Regions from separate parts of the Homo sapiens genome. Here region 2 is linked to region 1. The links are chromatin loops, found by intact Hi-C in ENCODE. Cell type or tissue: endothelial cell of umbilical vein. All regions are shown on one strand. Each heading gives the region's core, and the rest is flanking DNA. Links, peaks and the distances in the headings are about the cores only. Region 1 overlaps LOC105378858 (a long non-coding RNA gene). Region 2 holds the start of LOC124904222 (a long non-coding RNA gene).

Evidence for each region. Peaks named below come from ENCODE experiments on the same cell type or tissue, not always from the same donor. Only the 100,000 strongest peaks of a DNase experiment are listed, where the experiment ranks them.
Region 2: a loop joins it to region 1, with 2.4 times the contacts of the local background. A loop is called at or near these places in 4 of 110 quality-filtered maps.

Annotation. Positions count from the first base shown.
Region 1 is chr1:94,139,806-94,145,189 of GRCh38, forward strand. It overlaps LOC105378858 (a long non-coding RNA gene), which reads right to left. Exons shown (of 4, transcript XR_947605.4): 4 at 5,014-5,384. Among named protein-coding and RNA genes, the nearest start is that of ABCA4, 21 kb to the left of the region's middle. In endothelial cell of umbilical vein, for the core only: no CTCF peak of the experiment used is centred there; a DNase peak (open chromatin) is centred at 2,446; H3K27ac peaks cover 1,441 bases.
Region 2 is chr1:94,066,224-94,071,607 of GRCh38, forward strand. All of the region lies in intron 11 of ABCA4 (ATP binding cassette subfamily A member 4), which reads right to left. LOC124904222 (a long non-coding RNA gene) reads left to right here and starts at 4,136. Exons shown (of 2, transcript XR_007066231.1): 1 at 4,136-4,337. RefSeq lists enhancers at 1,643-2,842, 3,033-3,590. In endothelial cell of umbilical vein, for the core only: no CTCF peak of the experiment used is centred there; DNase peaks (open chromatin) are centred at 1,168, 2,008, 2,888 and 3,548; H3K27ac peaks cover 5,000 bases.

The sequences.
Region 1 (5,384 bases), core at 294-5,293:
TTATTGTGGCACTATTCACAACAGCAAAGACTTGGAACCAACCCAAATGTCCAACAATGATAGACTGGATTAAGAAAATGTGGCACATATACACCATGGAATACTATGCAGCCATAAAAAATGAGTTCATGTACTTTGTAGGGACATGGATGAAGCTGGAAACCATCATTCTCAGCAAACTATCGCAAGGACAAAAACCAAACACCGCATGTTCTCACTCACAGGTGGGAATTGAACAGTGGGAACACATGGACACAGGAAGGGGAACATCACACACCAGGGCCTGTCGTCGGGTGGGGGAAGGGGGGAGGGATAGCATTAGGAGATATACCTAATGTTGGATGATGAGTTAATGGGTGCAGCAAGCAACATGGCACAGGTATACATATGTAACAAATCTGCACGTTGTGCACATGTACCCTAAAACTTAAAGTATAATTAAAATAAATAAATTAATTAACTAAAAAAAAAAAGATTTTGGTGGTCAATATGGTTTGGCTGTGTCTCCACCCAAATCTCATCTTGAACTGTAGTTCCCATAATCCCCATGTGTTGTGGGAGGGACCCAGTGGGAGGTAATTTAATCATAGGGGTGGTTACCCTCGTGCTGTTCTCATGATAGTGAGTTTTCACGAGATCTGATGGTTTTATAAGGGGCTTTTTCCCCTTTTGCTTTGGTACTTCTCTTGCCTGCCACCGTGTAAGACGTGTTTTTGCTTCTCCTGTGCCTTCCACCATGATTGTGAGGCCTCCCCAGCCATGTGGAACTGTGAGTCCATTAAAACTTTTCCTTTATAAATTACCCAGTCTCGGGTATGTCTTTATCAGCAGCGTAAGAACAGACTAATACAGTGGTTAAGAACATAAGCTTTAGAGTCAGACACACTTGGTATTTATTTATTTATTTTAGAGACAAGATCTTACTCTGTCACCCAGGCTGGAGTGCAGTGGTACAATCATGGCTCACAGTACCCCTGACCTCCTGGGCTCATGTGATCCTCCCATCTCAGCCAAGACTACAGGCACATGCCACTGCGCCTAAGTCTCACTATGTTGCCCAGGCTGGCCTCTGAACTTAAGCGATCCTCCTGCTTTGGCCCCCCAAAGTGCTTGGATTACAGATGTGAACCACTCCACCAGGCGCTACACCTATGTTTTGAACCCTATTCTACTGCTTATGAGGTATACAAAATGGGGAAAGCTTTTAAAAATTCCATTTTTATCAGTTTTATTATACGTAAAGTGAGAATAATAATATCTGTTGCATAGAATTGTTAATAGTGGTTGTTGAGAACCCCTACATCAGAGGGCTGTGATTAAATGAGATTATATGAAAGGAAGCACTTATCACGGTGCTCAGTCTAAAGGAAGTGTTAAATGGTGGTATTATTACTTTGATAAGAAATGTTGACTGTTGATGAATTTACTACTTCATGTCTTGAAATCATTGATGACATGATTGAACTTTTAAGATGGAGGTCCATCTTCTTACATATAAAAATATATCTGTGATGCTGGGCACGGTGGCTCACGCCTATAATCCCAGCACTTTGGGAGGCCAAGGTGGGCGGATCACGAGGTCAGGAGTTCGAGACTAGCCTGACCAATATGGTGAAACCCTGTCTCTACTAAAAAATACAAAAATTAGCCAGGCATGGTGGCAGGCACCTGTAATCCCAGCTACTCGGGAGACAGACGCAGGAGAATCACTTGAACCCGGGAGGCGGAGGTTGCAGTGAGCCGAGATTGCACCACTGTACTCCAGCCTGAGCAACAGAGCAAGACTCCATCTCAAAAAAGAAAAAAAAAAATCTGTGATAACCGGTATGTCCACTCAAATACTTATTATCTCCTCTATAAATGCAAGAAAAGTTTCCTCTCCTCTCACTTGCCTCATTTCTGTAATTAACTGTTGCCACCCCTCCAAATACCTTCACAGCAGCAAAGATAACTTTACATTTTTATGGACTTAAAATGTGAAGGCATTAACTCAGGTATACTAGTTCGCTTGTCCTTCACAATTGCCCTGTCATGCAGGTATTATTCTCATTTCAAAGATTAGGAAACACCCTCAAAAAGGCTGGATGACCTGCCAAAATCATGTAGCATGCCAATAGAAAAGTTGGGGTGGAAACACAGGCTTTTTCATTCTTTCCCATCACATGAGTCTTTGACAAAGCAGGAAATAAATGGTTGAATCTTCCTTTGACTTATATCTCCCCTTCCTGGTACACAATGTCATCAGCTTCTGCAAAAAGTTGACCAGTGCATGTATGAGTAGGGAGGCATCCCATTTTCCATGGATACCAATGCAGGAAGCAGTTGTTAGTTCTTCATTCTAGACTGCCACTGGGCAGTTGTGGTTTTATCCCTTTTATTTAAAACAGGGAAACAGGCAGCTGTAATTCAGCATTTGTTAAAAAGGAAAACTGAGTCATTTGTTTTTCGCTGATTTCCATTCTAACCTCCCTCTGTGCTGATAGAAGGCAAATAGCTCCCAGACCTTTTGGTGATTCATCCACATATTGGCAGCTAGTCTGGGATTCCAATTCAGTTCCAAGAGCACTAATTTCCTATTTTCTCCTTGTTTCAGAAATTATCACAAAAGACTTTAATTACCACTGTGAGCATCCAAAGAAAGGATAAGATCGGGTTGGTTTTGCAAACTGCTAGGCTCTTTCAACCCTGAAGATGGGCCTTTTGGACTGGAGCCTGCAGGTGAAATGCATCACCAGCCATCTTTGTAAAAGGTGAAAGAACCAGCTTCACGGGGACCTGGGGCTCAGACTTCACTCACACTTCTGAGAAGAAGTAAGGAAAAGAAAAAATGGAGAGGAAGGAGTGAAGAGGGGAAAGACTAGAAAAGTTAAAGGCAGACAGAAGGGGAAGCCACTAGCTTCGGGTCCTCCTCACTGGTTCCTTTCCTTGGAGCAGGGAAACTCACAGGTGCAGGGGCACTGGAAGTGGCTATCTGCCTTCCGCCTCCCTCCTCTTGTCCCACAGAGGCTCACAGCCTGGATTGCCTGTAGTTGAGCACTTTCACAACATTGCTTACCAGCTGCTCCCCACTGTAGAGGATGTTGTCAGATTACTTAATATTAATCTCTCTTGATTAGATTGCAAATTATACTTGAAGTTGTTTTAGTGAAGTCTGTATTCTATTTTCATTCAGATTAAAGGGTAAGATTTGTGAAAACATTCCCAACAGCTTTGGTAAAACAGTTTAATTAATTGGATTTGAAAACATTGGCTCCAAGACTGAATTTCAGCCAGCAATAAATGTCTCCAAGGGGCATATAAGATTCTTTAGGGTTCAAGTACATTTGTTAAAAAAACTCTTTTAAATAAAATAGTCTAAGACACGCCTAGTGCAAGTAAACTCCCATTATGGCCTAGGTTGTTAAGCCCTTGCATCAGTTTCCTTCAGCTACTGGAAGTAAGAAAAAACAAAGTGCACCCCAGAGCAATCTTTCTGCTGGTGTCACATCTCCTGCATCAACCTGGAGTGGCCATTAAACATACAGACTCCCAGGCTCCATGGCTGAACTACTCAATGGGAACATCTGGGAGTGAGGCCCAGGAATCTGAATGTTTAGCAAGGTTTCCAGGTGGCTCTGATGCACGCACCTAGCATTTGAGAAGCACTCCAGAGGAGATCAGAAAGACAGGCCAGTTTTCCACTGGAGTAAGTGCCAGGGTTTGCCTTCAGGCTCTCTTGTCCAAGTCCAGTTAATTCTCACAGCTTCAGGATCACTACAAACCAATCACTGCTGGAGGGAAAGTGGGACTGGTTTACACGAAGAAAATATAACACTGGCTTCTATTACATCACCAAGCATAACACACCAAAACCAAACATGCAAATGTTGGGGAATTTTCACTTATTGAATTATGTAACAGCTCTGAAATCTTTTATGTGATGTTGTCATTTGACTGCACAGTTATTTATCCATTTTTAACTCAAGGAAAAAGACTTCATAAATATAAAGAATGTTTTATGACAACAAAGGCATATTCTTTCTGCAATCTTAGATTGTTAGTAACCAGAATCTCCTTACAAAATATATACACATATATTTTTAAATTACAAAATAGACTGGGCCTGTCTGGGTTAAGTCAATAATTTGGTGGGCTCAAATGACACAACTCAAGCAAGTGCAGCTGTGGCTTTGCCAGCATTTTATTTACTCAGTCTCTTTGGACTTACCTGATGCAATGACTCTGTCAAGGCTGCTCCAGTGAAGGAAGACATCTCATAAAGCTTCATCTCAAACCAGTTTACCAATTATGTAAACAGTTTTTGAGGGTTGTCTATGTGCCAGGCAATTATGCTGGGTACTTATGGATAGAATTAAGCATGGTATTAAAAGAGCGCCTCTCAGCTTTTAGCTGTGTGTCACAACTACCTGTGAAGCTTTTTGAGAATACTAAAGTATAGGCCTTACCACACACCCACTGAACTAGAACCTTCAGGAGCAGCATCCAGGCAACTGAATTTATAAAAATCTCTCCAGGTGACCTTAATGCAGAACCAAAATTAAAAACCACTGTGTTAAATCCTACAAAGAGCCTTCCCCTTCTGAGAAGTTTCAGTCTATGGGAGATATACTGATGTAAATCCATCCACAATAGGACATGTAGTAAGAACACATTTTAAAGAAAACACATCAGTGATAGATAACATCAAATATGACATAGAAACAAATGTATAGACAGAAGAATAAATAAAATTGACAGAGGTTAGGGAAAGCAAGGAGACATTTCTGGGCAGATTCTATTGTATCTGGTTGGCAGGAGAAATAACAGATTCTGCTATTCATTTTTCGTAATACTAAATTAAAGGCTCAGCAAAAGTTTCCAGTATAAAAAGCAATGCTTTACTTTTTCAAAATTCTGATATATTTGAAACTACATACAAATTTACAAAGAAATTATCTAGAATATATATACTTTTTATTAAAAATATACAACTTTTAAAATTTAGGTTAGAGCTACAGATGACTAAGTCCTACATAAGACTTGTGTATGTTGTCCAGGAAAAATAAAAGACTAGACTAATATGCTGTGAACATACATATGAACATGTATCACATCCATGTTTAAATGAATTCCAGGCAGTCATATATTAAATGAAAAGAAATCAAAGGTTTGCAGTCTGGCTAATGAGAGGTTCTCTGAAGGGCATTCTGTGGAATGCATTTCTCTTGGCAAGTTGCTATGGTGGACTCAATTCAATTCTAAGCAGATTTCTTTAATCCTTGTTTCTAAGTGGGTCAGCACCATCTGATTTTAAGTATTATTGCAAGAGACATAGGCACGATGATTACTACAACCACCCTTCCCTGGAAAGTTGCTTTTCCTTTGATAATGCTTGGAAGACCCAA
Region 2 (5,384 bases), core at 70-5,069, 74 kb before region 1:
GCTGCTTGAGGACAAAGGATTGACAGTGTGATGCTTGGGCCAGGGGGCTTCTGAACTGAACTGCTAGAATACATTTTTAAAATATGCATTTAAATTTGCTTTAGGGAGACCTCAATGTTGTACAAAGATAAGTAGTCAAATAATCTTTTTTTATTGGTTTGTCAAGTTTAGAACTGCATATAGAGAATTTTAGTATTGGCAATTAGAGTGAATCTGAAATTTAATTCCTAAAACGAAAAACAAAATTATTTGGGGAGATGAAAGTCTTTGCTCTTCATGTTGTGACACACACATAGAATGTTCTACCAGTTCACTCAGTCATGGGGCATTTGGACAGAGCCCTAGAGGGCTTGTGGTCTGATGTTCTTACTTGGCTGGTGAAGAAATTGGGATCAGAGGAGCAAAGGGCCTTGCCCAAGGTCAATCTAGGTCAGAAGCAGAGCCTGCATCCGTGTCTTCAGTGCTGAGCCTGCAGAGTGCCATGGTTCCCCTATCCTTGCTCTGAGGATAAGCCACACTCTAGCCACAAGCGGGGGTGTAACATCCCTGAACAAGAAGATCTTCTGCTCCAGAGCAGCATTGTTCAGTAGAACTTTCTGCAGTGATGGAATTGTTCTATATCTGCCCTGTCCAATATGGCAGGCAGGAGCCACAAATATCTATTGAACACTTAAAATGTGGCTAATGCATCTGAGGCATTGTGTTTTTACTTTTAATTAATTTAAATTTAAATAGCCCTGCGTGGCTGCTGGTTACTGTATTGGCCAGCACAGTTCCAAAGATAGTACATTCTTTGAGGCTGGGGCCGTGGCTTGTTCGCCGTGGTCTCTAGAATAGCATTTTGTCATGATAGGGCCTCGATATATGTTTACTGAGTTGAGTTGATTTGTGTATTTTGAATATAACTCTGCATCCTACCCTAGAATCACATGATAAACTAGGAGAAATTAATAAAACGTGAATTTTTGCTACAGTGCTAATGACAGTATACCTCTTAAAACAAAAAAGCTAGTAAAAATAAATATATTTTAGTAATATGACTCTCAGAGATATCTGGCCCATTCTCTTTGAACTCCCTTTTCATGTCTTAAGGGGAAATCTATACGGGAATAAGCAGCTGATGTTTTTCAGTGGCATTGCTGACTGCTGTGATGACGTGGGCTCCATCCTGGCTGGTTTATCAGGCAGCTGATTCATAGTCATGTTTCCTGATGCATCCCCCTACAATGATACCTTGATAATCTCTGGGGGAAAAAAAACTTAAAAGATTCTCAAACGTTCATTTACCCTAAAACATCTGACCCATTTTCAAAGGTGCTTTGTCTTCCTTGCCTTGCAAATTGGTGTAGCATAGTGTTTAAGAGTCTAACAGATCTGTTGCCATTTCCTAATTGTGTGGCTTCTGTTTCCCTACCTACAAAATTGAGATATGCCCTATCTCATAGGTTTGTTCTAAGGATCACATTAGACGCTGTTTGTGAAGGGCTTACAATTGCCTCCCTGTAGGAATAAAAGCAGATGCTTGCTGAAGGCTTACTATACGGCCAAAACTGGTCCAAGGACTTTACTCATATTCACCCATTTCATTCTCACAACAACCTTATGAGGTCCAAGTTCACTTAGGAGACACGACTAAGCAAAGTAAACCTCCTCTGGAAAGAGCCTGTGTTTTTAACCACTATGGTATACCAAACCGTCTCACAAATAGTTAGGATCTGATAAATACCATTTTTATGACTGTTTTTGCAAAATATCTTGAAAGTCAACAGACTTTTAAGCCCCAGCCAGGTTACCTTTTAGCCATGGCAGCTGTTTATCAGGGGAGGAAGGGAGCTATTTTCTTTAAATAATATGTCTGGGAACATATCCCATCCTGAGCTGATCCATAACACCTCATTTGGTTAGAACAATGCTATGGACAGATGCCAAAGCCCATGTCCCAGGTGGGCAGTAGGGGAGCTGAGAGGGCGTGGGGCCTCACACACTGATGCTTGCTAGCTGCTTGTTGATCACTAGGTGAAAGTCAGACAACTCTGCCCACAGGAAGGCCTTATAAAGCTAATCCCGAATGTCATCCTCCCCACATCTTCCCTAGATCAAGGTAGAGCAATTGTAGAAGCTGCTTTGGACATGAATCAGAAGTTCCTGGGTCACCCTCTGAAGTATGAGTCATGAGGTGGCCTTGCATTCTCATGGGGAAGCCACCTGCCATGCAGCAAGTGACCTCATTCCCTATTGGTACTTGCTTTGATCCCTGAAATCAAAATCTTGGCTAATGGACATGTATATTAGTGCACGTATGTACATAAGTACGTTTGGGAGACAGAGATGAATGAATAAACTCTCAGCAGAGGTTTTTGATTTTGATATATTTGGTCTGATTAGCTTGCAAGTTAGAATATAGTAGGTTCTATGAGGCTACGGCCATGGAGTCTATGTGTAAAAGCTGTCTGCTTCTACACTAAGAGTAACTATGCAATCATGAATGTTAGGGAAGAATGTAGGTAGACAAGAACTGGCTATTGTAAGGGGCCAGTGTAAGGTGCTCAAACCTAGCACCACTAGTGGGAAAAGGAGTCAAAGGGCATCTTTGCTGAATAAAAACACAGTGTCTTAAGGCCTCAGAGGCAGATTCTGGGCAAATGTTATAGCCGGAGCTCAGAATCTCAAAGAGAACCATTGTAATGCCCTATGACAGCCAATGACAATAAAGCAAGGAAAGGGCTTTCCTCCTCCCCTTTAGTTTCCTAACTGCTGTGGCTGAGCCCAAGTGGCAGGACCACCACCATTTGAAGTCCACACAAGTCCTACAGCTCTTTGTTGGTTGTTTTGCTGGCACTCACCAGGAAGCAGAGTTCACCCTGGCGGAAGAGGTTTGAGCCCTCTCCAGCGCAGGCAGCTGTGTTCAGGACCTCTGGAGAATGCAGTCATTTGTTTACACAGCTAAATCAAACACCTCCTTGGGAGGACAAGCTGCAGTAGCAGCAGGCTTCCTTCTTTAACTGTGACCTCTCTGTCTGTAATTCAAACACATTCAGTAACAGATACATTAAATTATCTGTTAGGTGGGAAATGATGTCCAGTAGAGGCAGAGAAAGAAAGAAAATCTTTCCTTTTGTTTAAACTTGATGATCAAAGTGGGGAGCAACCCTGTGCTGACGTGGCATAAGAGGACATATTTTGACGAATACATCCAGGACGTGCTAGGAGTGAGGTCTTCGAGGGTAAGGGAGCCACTGCCCGCTTAGAGATGTTGGCTGTATAATCCCGCCTCTCACATCTGTAACTCCTAAACTCAGGCTGAGAACAAAGCGGGCGATGAATGCCAGCGGAGGGCTCAAGTGGCCCTGCTGGTGTCAAGGTAGACACCTGGGGTTCCTTTTGAGAAATGCCAATGGATGTGGGCAAACATCCCAGAATGAGTTTCCTGGCTAATCTAAACAGTAACATTCAAGATTTATTTCCCACTACATGGAAAAATCCACTGGATAAAACAGCCTTGGGCTATCTGAATTGGTTGGAATGGTGAGTTAGAGGCCGAAGGCACTGCAATAAATTTTATCTTGCACGCTGGGCACCGCAAACAGACATCTGAAACGTTCACCCACAGAGAGTAAGGAAACACATGACGACTGGAAAACAAAGGGACAGGAAATGCACAGCTGTTAAAAAATGTCTGTCTCTAAAATAAACAACTTAAATACAATAATGAAACAAATAAAAAGATCAAGTTGGAGGACAAAGATTCACACTGGGGCAAAGCCACGAGGTAATGCCTGCGTCTAACTGGGTCCAAAGGAAGAGAATCACCTGGCTGACAACTGCAGGGCACTTGAGCTCTTAAAGTTTCTTGTTGAATCATCCCAACAACTTGGGCACATGGATGCTACTATATTCAAAACATCTGCTAATCAACAGAGCTGGGCACTGACCAATCAGACCACATTCTGGCCACAAACACCCATTTCAGCCACACCAGTGAATGCCACTTGAACTGCAGTTTGGGTTATCATCCTCAGTTTTCTGGCAGTAAAACAGCAAAGTTGCCTCCAATCACAGAGCCTATTGGTGCAAGAGATGGTGTCCTTTCACCTATAGGTGAAGCTTTTGCAAGCCGTGCCTGCTGACTCCAGGCACTACTTCTTCTCCCCTGATGCTGCAGCCACACCTCTGCCCAGCCCATCCATTTCTCTTGAGCTTCACATCTCTGCACTTTGCTTATGCCCTTCCTCCTGCCTGAAATTGTCTTTCTTCCTTGCTTAGCTGGAAAATTCAACCTTTACAGCCCAGAGAAGCATTTATGAGCGTCTATTCTATGTGACTACAGCTCCACTAAGGTAAGTTGGGAAGTCAAAAAGAAAAGTAAGGCAGTTTCGGCCCTTGAGGGGTTCAGGGCCATGAAGGTGCGGAGGCGTATAAACAAATCATGATCAAGGGCTACAGGGAAGGGAATGGTGCACAGAAGAAGGCCCGAAACATAGGACCTGAGTCCTGAAGCGTGGGTGTGGGTGTTGACCTGGCAGTCGAGTGGGGGAAGGATGGAAAGGCTCAGTGGTACCAGGTGGGAAGCCTGGGGCAGTCCCATAGAACATGGAAGAAGCATGAAGGGCTAGACTGGGAAGGCCTTTACCTTAACAGCAATGAGGAGTCACTGTGGAGCTGTGGGCGCTAAGTCTTGGCAAGCCTGGGATTTTAGAAAGATCTTGCTGGAAGCAGTTGAGAGCTGAACAGCAAGAGACTGGCGGCCTGGCAAACAGCTAAGAGAGACAGTACACGCTTCTGTAAATGGAGGCCATAAATGGGAAAGAAGGAGGAATTTCAGAGATAATTTGGAGGAAGAATTGACAGTGCTTAGAGGATTTATGATGTTTTGAATTGGATTTGTACAATCTGTTTCTACTCTGTCAGATTGAATTATGTTCTGCTAGTCCTCTGAGATACCACTATTATGGCATTATTTAATGACATGCTTATCTCTCCAATGTGAGCTTCCAAGGAATCAGGGATTAACAGCATTTATTCAAATGTAGGTAGCTCAATCCATGCAAATGCATGAATGACTGAATGAATTCACATCTTTTTGGTTTCCTACTCTAATCTAGCTACTTTCAAGCAGGAAAATCCAATCATAATAGTGCCTATTATGCTGCATATTATAAAATAATGTCTTCCTTCATTGGATTCATTATATAATTTATCCAGAGAATACTTTCTGAGCCCCCTATTAATGTGGGCTGCATATGACAGCAGAAAGAGCTTTCTCATCAGAGCCAGGCAGCTCTGGATTATAATTCCAGATCCCCCATTTAGCTGTTGTGTTACATTAGACTGTCAACCTCTTTGAGTCTGTTTTTAATTCTATAAAATGACAATTATGCTTACTA